Regions from separate parts of the Homo sapiens genome. Here region 2 is linked to region 1. A link is an interaction called in ENCODE POLR2A ChIA-PET data of the cell type or tissue named here. Cell type or tissue: IMR-90. All regions are shown on one strand. Links, peaks and the distances in the headings refer to the core of each region. The heading gives the core; the rest is flanking DNA.

Region 1 (5,404 bases), core at 174-5,173:
TCTTTCTCTGTGTTCTGGGAATTTGGAGCTCACCTCCTCAATCCATATGAAGATACAGTCTTCCTCAACTGTGACACTCTTCTCTCCTCTTAGGGATAGACATTCATTCTAGGGACATGCTGGGGACCAAACTGGGCCAATGAGACTCCTTCCTTTGAGATTTGGAATTGAGACCAAAGATTTCAACTCTTTCAAACATAGGAGATATAATCTAGTGTGGGAGTTGTTGATGGTTAATACTTTCTGCTCCATGTCCCGAAAAACAGGGAGAGACAGTGTGCAGAGACTGAAGAATGAAGGAGACTTGGAGGGGAAGCTGAGGCCTGCGAAGGAGGGCCTCTTGGTTTCCTGATGGTGTGTGGGGCCTTGCTTCCAGCTGGCCATTGAAGTCCTGCTGTATCTCTGTCCTTGGGTTCTGTGAGGCAAACTCATTACTTATTATAAATCCCCCATTCCCCACCAGTCTAGCTCATTTGGGTCTTGAAGACTAAACACTGACTTTTTTTTTCTTATATTGCCCAAATTCCTACCTAAGGGGCCTGGGGGAGACACACCCTGCAAACCATAAAGTCTCATCAGAGAGGTTTTATTTAACCCTCTATAATCTGACCTTCTTTCTCACCTGACTCTGGCATAACATCACATAACAAGGAAATAAATCAAAATATTTTAAAACCCAAGTGTATTTCCTTGTCATATTCTTGAAATGGCCCTGCAAAGTTGTCTCTTTTGGGAAAAATCCACATTCTGTAGAGAACCGCCTTTCCCTGCCCTTTTTTTTTTCTTTCCAGATCCAGGAGATAATCAACTAAGAGTCAGGCATCCTTTTAAATCCGATAAGAAAACATTGTACAGCCTCTTCTCTCTGAAGCCTGCTAGCTAAAAGCTTCCTCTACACAATAAAACTTTGGTCTCTGGCCAGACGCAGTGGCTCACGCCTGTAATCCCAACACTTTGGGAGGCCGAGGCAGGTGGATCACGAGGTCAGGAGATGGAGACCATCCTGGCTAACACGGTGAAACCCCGTCTCTACTAAAAATACAAAAAAAATTAGCCAGGCGTGGTGGCGGGCGCCTGTAGTCCCAGCTACTCAGGAGGCTGAGGCAGGAGAATGGCGTGAACCCAGGAGGTGGAGCTTGCGGTGAGCCGAGATCGCGCCACTGCACTCCAGCCTGGGCGACGGAGCAAGACTCTGTCTCAAAAAAAAAAAAAAAAACTTTGGTCTCTACACTGCCAGGTGCAGTGGCTCACACTGTAATCGCATCACTTTGGGAGGCCAAGGCGGGCAGATCACCTGAGGTCAGGTGTTTGAGACCAACCTGGAACCCCGTCTCCAATAAAAATACAAAAATTAGCTGGGCATGGTGGCTGGCGCCTATAGTTTCACCTACCCAGGCAGCTGAGGTGGGAGAATCACTTGAACCTGGGAGGTAGAGGTTGCAGTGAGCTGAGATCTTGCCACTGCACTCCAGCCTGGGCGACAGAGCGAGACCCTATCTCAAAAAACAAAAAAACAAAAAAAAACTGTGGTCTCCACAAGCCAACCCAAACATTTCCTTTCTACCGATCCCAGGTCCTTAGACAAACTCAACCAACTGTCAATCAGAAAATGTTTAAATTTACCAATAGCCTAGACGCTCCTCCCAACCCCCCGCCCCCCACCCCACAACCCTCCAAGTTGTCCCACCCTTCTGAACCAAACCAATGTACATTTTAAATGTATTTGATTGATGTCTCATGTCTCCCCAAATTGTATAAAACCAGGCTGTGCCCTAATCACTTTGGGCACATGATCTCAGGATCTTCTGAGGGCTGTGTCATAGGCCATGGTCACTCATGTTTGGCCCAGAATAAATCTCTTTAAAATATTGTACAGAGTTTGACTCCTTTTGTCAACAGTCTCTATCACTTGCCATGAAATGTTCTAACAAATATACTTTTTTAAAAGTAAGTTTTAGGCTTCTCAGGCCTGCCAATTTCTCTCCAACTACCCATGAGAAATCTCAGAAAGACAAAGAGGAGGAGGAGGAGGGGAAGTTCTTTCTTCCCTAGCAGAGAAGCAGACACTATTTAGCAGCATTAAGGTATTTCTGATAAAGGGATGAATCGAGGACGTTCACAAAAGTCCCGGTCTTAATATTCTGTTCAGTTTGGAGACACTTGTAAAAATGTATAACCCTGTTCTCCTTTCTGTTATTAAAAACTCTCTGTGAAAGATATTTGTACAAAGGAGTCTTTTCAGAGTGGCTATGTCCTCTGAAGTTTCTCTATATCCTCTGGCAGTCTGCAATTCTAATTGGTTATCTTAGAACTTGTTTCCCTAGTAATTGTATTCAAACTGACATCTCCACTATTTAAAAGGCAATTACATGTTTGCCAGATTTCTTTGTTAAGCCAGAAGAGAAGTTTAAAATGGCCTTTCCCTCTGCTTTATGGTCAAATGAAGAGCACATTCATGATTCTCTTGGTCTCCTTTTTCAAACAGGTAGGTGAGAGTTTTTGTCTCATTAACTAGAATCAGTTGGGGTTGTAACTACTTCCCATTCTTATTGCTTCCCATCCTATTGCTGTCATACAATTTATTTTCATTAACTGATCCCTAATACTGGGAAATGCATTTAAATTCCATGAGTCCTTATTTCCTATTCTTTCCCACACCATATTTAAAAGATGAGTGTTTTCATTTCTGTAACATAGGCTTGCTGTGTGTGAGGATTCTCAGGGGCTGGGCATCAGTGCTACTTGAAGAAAAACTAATTTGATTTTTATGTTCTCTTGGGGAAGTGGAAAACTCTGCAAAATTTCATTTTGTGAAGAAAGCAAACTCATTTCTGGGTGCATGTCCAAATAATATTTATTTTGTCTGATATGTTTGAGTGGTATCTTCTGGATTTTAGAGGTTTGCCTGGTTCTAGGGGTTTTTGTATGATATGTAGTCCAGGCCTGGGTAACACCAAGGTTTCTCATGCTAATGTGGGCTCACAGTGATTGAAACTGTAAGAGCAGACTGGAGCAGGGAACAGGGAGGACTAAAGCAGCTGTGGGCTGTGTAGACATTTCTCTCTCTTCACATAGCCTCTGACTTTCTCCATTTGGTCTTTCTGCATGAGTTAGTTTGGGTGTTCTCACATCATCATGGCCTTAGGGTATTTGGATTTCTCATATGGCAGTTCAGGGTTACAAAACAGAGTGTTCCAGCCAAAAAGACAGAAGCTGCGTAACGTTTAATGACTCAGCTTCAGAAGTCATATAGTGTCACTTCTGCTGCATCCTACTGGTTACAAGCAAGTCATAAGCCTGCCCAGATCTGAGATACTGATGAGGCAAAGTTCTAGGAGTATCAGACAATGTTGTATATTTTTTATTTTTGACTGTCATAGATATTTAAAATAACTGAAGAGGAGAAAGTAGACAACTAAGTAAATATAATGGACTATTTTCCCTTCTTCATTTCTGAGGTTCCAGGTTTTGCTATGGTATCATTGTACTCTCATGTGAAGAACTTCTTTTAGTATTCCTTTTAGAGCAGGTGCTCTGGCAAAGAATGCTATAAATTTTGCTTCATCTGAGAATATCTCTGTTTTATTGTCATCCCCAAGGTATATTTTCACTTGATTTAGAATTCTGAGTTGACAGTTCTCATCTTTTACCCCTTTGAAAAACGTCATTCTACTTCCTTCTAGCTTCCATGATTTCAGAGCAGGCGCTCTGGCAAAGAATGCTAGAAGTTTTGCTTCATCTGAGAATATCTCTATTTTATTGTCATCCCCAAGGTATATTTTCACTTGATTTAGAATTCTGAATTGACAGTTCTCTTCTTTAACCCCTTTGAAAAATGTCATTCTACTTCCTTCTAGCTTCCATGATTTCTGATGAGAAATATGCAATCATTAAACTTACTGATCCTCCACTTAGATGTATCCTTTTTCCTCTGGCTACTTTCAGCAGCATGATTATGATGTCTCTAGGCATGACTTTTTATCTTTTATTTATTTATTTATTTATTTATTTATTTATTTTAGTTCATCTTGTTTGAGGTTTTCTTAGATTCCTTTATCCGCACCTTTATATCTTTTACCAAATCTAGGAAGTTTTCAACTTCTATTGAAATATTTTTTTTCTGTGTCACACCCTTCCTTCTCTCCTTCTAATATTATAATGATATAAACATTATAACTTTGGTATTGTTTCACAGGTCCTTGAAGTATTGTTAATTTTTTAAAAAAACTTTTCCTCTACATTGTTCAGAGAGAGTAATTTCAATTCACCTATCTTCAAATTCACTGAGTTTTTCCTCTGTCATCTCCATTCTGCTATGGAAGCCATCTAGTGAATTTTAAATTTTATTTTGTTTTGCATATCTAAAATTTCCATTTAGTGTGTTTTTTTATGTGTTTTTATTTTTATATCTTCTATTCCTCTTTGAAGACCTTATATCTTTCCACTGGTTTAAAGGGAGGGAGTTTATGAATTTGCTAAAGAAAATGTGGTACACCATGGAATGCTACGCAGACATAAAAAATAATTAAATCGTGTTCTTTGCAGCAACATGGATACAGATAGAGGCCATTATCCTAAGCAAATTAATGCAGGAACAGAAAAGCAATTACTGCATATTCTCATTTGTAAGTGGAAGCTCAACAGTGGTACTCATGGACATAAAGATGGCAACATAGACATTGGGGACTATTAGAGGGGCAAGAGATGGAGGGGGATACGTGTTAAAAAACTATTGGGTACTATGCTTAGGACTTGGGTGACATGATCAGTTGTACCCCAAACCTCAGTATCACACAGTATATGCAGATAACAAGCCTGTATATGTACCCTCTGAATCTAAAATAAAAGTTGACATTATTTTTTTTCAAAGAGTGTTTGTCCTCATCTCTTGAAGTGTGGTTATAAAAGCTGTCTGAGAATTCTAACATCTATATAATCTTGGAGTTAACAACTATTAATTGTCTTCTCTCTTGTGAAATGTTGAGATTTGCCTGATTCTTCATGTGCTAAGTAATTTTGGATTATATATTGAACATCTTGACTATTAATTTATGTGACTCTGAATCCTGTTTAAATCATATGAAATAGATTTTTTTTATTTTTGTAGTTAATCAACCCTTTAAATCCTATGAAATGGATTTTTAAAACAATTTTTGTAGTTAATCAACCCAGTTAGGTTTAGACTACAAGTTCCTACTATCCTTCTGTGGGCTATAGTTCTAATTCAGTTCCATTTTCATATCTTTACAGTGCTATTTGGATTTGTCCCAGGTCTGGGCCACCCCATAGCCAGTCTTGGACTTGTGTAGTGGCCTACCCTATAATTCAGTTATCAAATCCTTTAGTATGCTATTTAGGGTCAGATTTATGCATGTGCACCTTGGGGGTTAGCCCAGAAGTTTGT
Region 2 (5,404 bases), core at 98-5,097, 380 kb before region 1:
TATTTAAGCATACAGTGTAATATTTTGATATATGTATATATTGTAAATGAGTACCACAATCAAGCTAATTACCTCACATTGTGTGTGTGTGTGTGTGTGTGTGTGTGTGTGTGTGTGGTGAGAACACTTAAGATCTACTCTTGAGGGCGTGGTGGCTCACGCCTGTAATTCTAGCACTTTGGGAGGCCAAGGCAGGTGGGTCCCTTGAGCCCAGGAGTTCCAAACCAGCTGGGCAACATGATGAAATCCTCTCTCTACAAAAATTAGCCACGTGGCATGTCTGTAGTCCTAGCTACTCAGGAGGCTGAGGTAGGAGGATCGCCTGAGCCGGGGTGGTCATAGCTGCAGCGAGCTGTGATGGCACCACTGCGCTATAGCCTGAGCGACAGAGCAGGACCCTGTCTAAAAAAAAAAGCATACAATGCAATATTATTTGCCATAGTCATCATGCTGTACATTAGAACTCCAGAACTTACTCATCTTAGAGCTGAAACTCTGTACTCTTTCACCAGCATCTCCCCATTTCCCCATCCCTCAGTGCCTGGCAACCACCATTCTGCTCTGCTTTTGTAAGTTTGATATTTTTAGATTCCATATATAAGTGAGATTACGCAGTATTTATTTTTCTTTCTGTGCCTGGTTTATTTCACTTAACGAAATGTCCTCCACATTCACCCATGTTGTCCTAAATGACAGGATTTCCTTCCTTTTTAAGGCTGACTCATATTTCATTGTATTATACACACACACACACACACACACACACACACACACACACACACACACATATATATATGCCACATTTTCTTCATTCATTCACAGATGGATGCTTAGCTTGATTTCAAATCTTGGTTATTGTAAATAATGCTGCAATAAACATAGAAGTGCAGATATCTCTTCAACACACTGATTTCATTTCCTTTGGATATGTACCCAGAAGTGAGATTGCTAGCTCATATGGTAATTCTATTTTAATTTTTTTGAGGAACTCCTGTACTATTTTCTATAATAGCTATACCAGTTTACATTTCCACTAACTGTATACAAGTATTCCCTTTTCTTCACATCCTTGCCAACACTTGTTATTTGATAATAGCCATTCTAACAGGTGTGAGGTAATATCTCATTGTGGTTTCGATTTGCATTCTCCTGATGATTAGTGATGATGAGCAGTTTTTCATATTCCCCTTGGCTATTTGTATGTCTTCTTTGGAGAAATCCCTATTCAGGTCTTTTGCCCATTTTTTAAACTAGTCATTTGTTTTCTTGCTTGTGGAGTTGTTTGAATGCCTTATATATTTTGGATATTAGCCCATTATCAGATATAGGGTTTGCAAATATTTTCTCCTATTTCATAGGTTATCTCTATTTTCTGTTGATTGCTTCCTTTGCTGTGCAGAAGCTTCTAAGTTTGATGCAATTTCATTTACCTAAAAATAGGTAAATTTACCTATTTTTGTTGTCTAGGATTTTGAGGTCATATCTGTATGGTTTTGTTCATATCATTGTCCAAACCAATATTCATATGCTTTTGTTCATATCATTGTCCAAACCAGTGTCAGCTTTCCACTCATGTTTTCTTCTAGTGGTTTTACCGTTTCAGGTCTTATGTTTAACTCTTTAATATATTTTGAGTTAATTTTTGCATGTGGTGTGAGATAAGTGTTCAATTTTATTTTTCTGCATGTAGATATTCAGTTTTCCCATGATCATTTATTGAAGAAGCTCTCTTTACCCCATTGTGTGTTCTTGGCACCTTCGTCAAAGATCAATTGACCACAAATATATGGATTTACTTCTGGGCTTTTTATTCTGTTTCATTGGTCTGGGTGTCTGTTTTTATTCCAGTACCATACTATTTTGATTGCTATAGCCTTGTAGTCTATTTTGAAATCAGGTGCTGTAATGTCTCTTGCTTCATTCTTCTTCCTCAAAATTCCTTTGACTATGAATTTTAGGATTGTTTTTTATATTTCTTTGGAAAATGCCATTAGAATTTTTATAGAGATTGGATTGAATCTGTATTATTTTAGGTAGAATGGATTTTTTAACAATATTAATTTTTCCAATCCATGATCATGGAATAGTCTTTCATTTATTTATGTCTTCTTCATTTTCATACATATTTTATAGTTTTCAGTGTACTGTCTTTCATTTTGGTTAAATTTATTTCTAAATGGTTTTGTTTGGTTGGTTGGATTTTGTCTTGAGACAGTCTTGTTCTGTCACCCAGGCTAGAGTGTAGTGGTGTGATCATAGCTCACTGCAGCCTTGAACTCCTAGCCTCAAGTAATCTTTTTGCCTCAGCCTTCCAATTAGCTGGGACTACAGGCAGGGTCTCTCTCTGTTGCCCAGGCTAGAGTGTAGTGGCACAAACATGGTTCGCTGCAGCCTGAACCTCCCAGGTTCAGGCAATCTTCCCTCCTCAGCTTCCTGAGTAGATGGGACTACAGGTGTGCACCACCATGCCCAGCAAATTTATTTTTATTTTTTGTAGAGATGAGGGTTTTACTATGTTGCCCAGGCTGGTCTTGAACTCCCAGACTCAAGCAATCCTCCCACTTCAGCCTTCCAAAGTGCTGGGATTATAGGCCTGGGGATTGTTTTCTTAATTTCTTTTTTGAATAGCTCTGGTTAGTGTACAGAAATGCAACTACTTTCTGTATGTTGATTTTGTATCCTGTAACTTTACTGATTTTGTTTATTCTAACAGGTTTTTTGATGGAGGAGTTTTCAGGGCTTTTTCTATATATATTATCAGGTTGTCAGCAAACAAAGACCATTTTGTTCTTTATTTCCAATTTGGATGTCTTTTTTTTTTTTTAATTGAATGGAAGTGCTGAAAGTGAACATCCTTGTCTTGTACCAGATCATAAAGAAAAGCTTCTAGATTTTTAACATTGGGTACAATATTAGTTGTGTGCTTGTCATATATGGTCTTTATTATGTTGAGGTATGTTCCTGCTACACCTAATTTGTTGATTTTTGTAATTTTTAAAAATTTTTATATAGAGACGGGGTTTCCCCATGTTGCCCAGGTTGGTCACGAACTCCCAGGCTCAAGTGATCCACCCACCTTGGCCTCCCAAAGTGCTAGGACTATAGGCGTGAGCCACCGCGCCCAGCCCCATAATTTGCTGAGATACTTTTATCACGAAAAGATGTTGAGTGCTCTCCAGTGGTTCTTCTCTATTGAGATGATAATAGGATTTTTATGCTTCATTCTGTTAACGTGGTATATCACATTTATTGATTTGTATCTTTGCATCCCAGGGATAAATCCCACTTGATTATGGTGTATGATGCTTTTTAATGTGCTGTTGAATTTGGTTTGCTAGTATTTTGTTGAGACTGTTCATCAGGGTTATTGATGTGTAATTTTCTTTTCTTGTATCTTTTTCTAGCTTTGGTATCAGGGTAATTCTGGCCTCATAACTTGACTGAAGTAATTCCTCATTTTCAATTTTTTGGAAAAGTTTGATAAAGAGTGGTGGTAACTGTTCTTTAAATGCTTGGTAGGGCCAGGCATAGTGGCTCGCACCTATAATTTCAGCTCTTTGGGAGGCCAAGGCAGGAGGATGGCTTGAGGCCAGGAGTTTCAACCCAGCCTGGGCAACATAGTAAGACCCTGTCTCTATAAAAATACATATATATATCTACTTTAAATTAATTAATTAATTAATTTTATTTATTTATTTATTTTTGAGATGGAGTCATGCTCTGTTGCCCAGGCTGGAGTGCAGTGATGGGATCTCGGCTCACTGCAAGCTCCACCTCCCTGGTTCAGGCCATTCTCCTGCCTCAGCCTCCTGAGTAGCTGGGACTACAGGTGCCCACCACCATGCCCGGCTAATTTTGTTTTATTTTTTTATTTTTAGTAGAGACGGGTTTTCACTGTGTTAGCCAGGATGGTTTCGATCTCTTGACCTCGTGATCTGCCCGCCTCGGCCTCCCAAAGTGCTGGGATTACAGGCGTGAGCCACTGTGCCCAGCCAAAAAATTAAGAAAATTGTTAAATACTTGATAGAATTAATCAGTGAAGCTATCAGGACCTGAGATTTTCTTTGTTGTGAGGGTTTTTGATTACTGATTCAATCTCGTTACTCGTTACTGGTCTGTTCAGATTTTTACTTTTTCATGATTTAGTCTTGGTAGGTTGTATGTTTCTAGGAATTTATTCAGTTCTCCTAGGTTATCCAATTTGTTCAAATATAATTGTTCAGAGTAGTTGCTTATGATCCTTTGTTTTTCAGGGGTATCAGTTGCAATGTTTTCTTTTATTTTTAATTTATTTGAGTCTTCTCTCTTTTTAATTAGTCTAGTGAAAGGTTTATTTATTTTATCTTCAAAGAAAACCAACTCTTAGTTATGTTTATCTTTTCTATTGTTTTCTAGTTTCTCATTTATTTCTGCTCTAATCTTTATTATTTCCTCCTTTCTGCTAACTTTGGTCTTAGTTTGTTCTTTTTTTAGTTTCTCTTGAGGTGTAAAGTTAGGTTGCTAATCTTAATGTAAGCATTAATTGTTATAAACTTCCTTCTTCAAAATACTTCTGTTGCATTCTTGGTATACAACTTTTGGTATGTTTTGTTTCTTTCATTTTTGTTTGCCTCAAGATTTGTTTGTTGTTGTTGTTGTTATTGTTTTGCTGTTGTTGTTGTTTGAGACAGGATCTCACTCTATCCCCCAGGCTGGAGATTAGTGCAGCCTTGACCTCCTAGGCTCAAGTGATCCTCCCACCTCAGCTTCCCTAGTAGCTGGAACTATAGGTGCACACCCCACAACACCCAGCTCATTTTTTTTCTTATTTTTTGTAGAGATGGAGTCTCAGTATGTTGCCAGGCTGGTCTGGAACTCCTGGGCTCGAGTGATCCTTCCACCTTGACCTCCCAAAGTGCTGGGATTACAGGAGTGAGCCATCGAGCCTGGCCTCAAGATAAATATTTTAATTTCTTCTTTTACTCACTGGATGTTCAAGAGTGTGTAGTTTAATTTCCATATATTTGTAAATTTTCAAATTTTCCTCCTGTTACTGATTTCTGGTTTTATACCATTGTGGTCAGAAATGATACTTAATATGATTTCAATCTTCTTAAAATTTGTTAAGATTTGTTTTGTGGCCTAACATATGATCTATCTTGGAGGATATTTCATTGTGCTTCAAAAGAATGTATATTCTGCTGCTGTTGGGTAGAACATTCTGTATATGTCTTTTAGGTCCATTTCGTCTACGTTGTTGTTCAAGTCTGCTGTTTCTTTACTGAGTTTCAGTCTGGATGATCTACCCATTGTTAAAAGTGGGGTATTAAAGTCCTCTACTATTATTGTATTTCTGTCTATTTCTCCCCTCCATTCTGTTAATATTTGCTTTCTATATTTAGGTGCTCCAATATTGAGTGTATAC

The links. Peaks named below come from ENCODE experiments on the same cell type or tissue, not always from the same donor. Only the 100,000 strongest peaks of a DNase experiment are listed, where the experiment ranks them.
Region 2: POLR2A ChIA-PET joins it to region 1 with 7 read pairs; 1 of 35 experiments calls an interaction of 5 or more read pairs at or near these places.

What each region holds. Positions count from the first base shown.
Region 1 is chr12:76,608,597-76,614,000 of GRCh38, forward strand. All of the region lies in intron 3 of LOC105369850 (a long non-coding RNA gene), which reads left to right. Among named protein-coding and RNA genes, the nearest start is that of OSBPL8, 52 kb to the left of the region's middle. RefSeq lists an enhancer at 1-481. In IMR-90, for the core only: no CTCF peak of the experiment used is centred there; a DNase peak (open chromatin) is centred at 3,205.
Region 2 is chr12:76,226,030-76,231,433 of GRCh38, forward strand. No RefSeq gene overlaps it. Among named protein-coding and RNA genes, the nearest start is that of LNCOG, 31 kb to the right of the region's middle. In IMR-90, for the core only: no CTCF peak of the experiment used is centred there; a DNase peak (open chromatin) is centred at 622.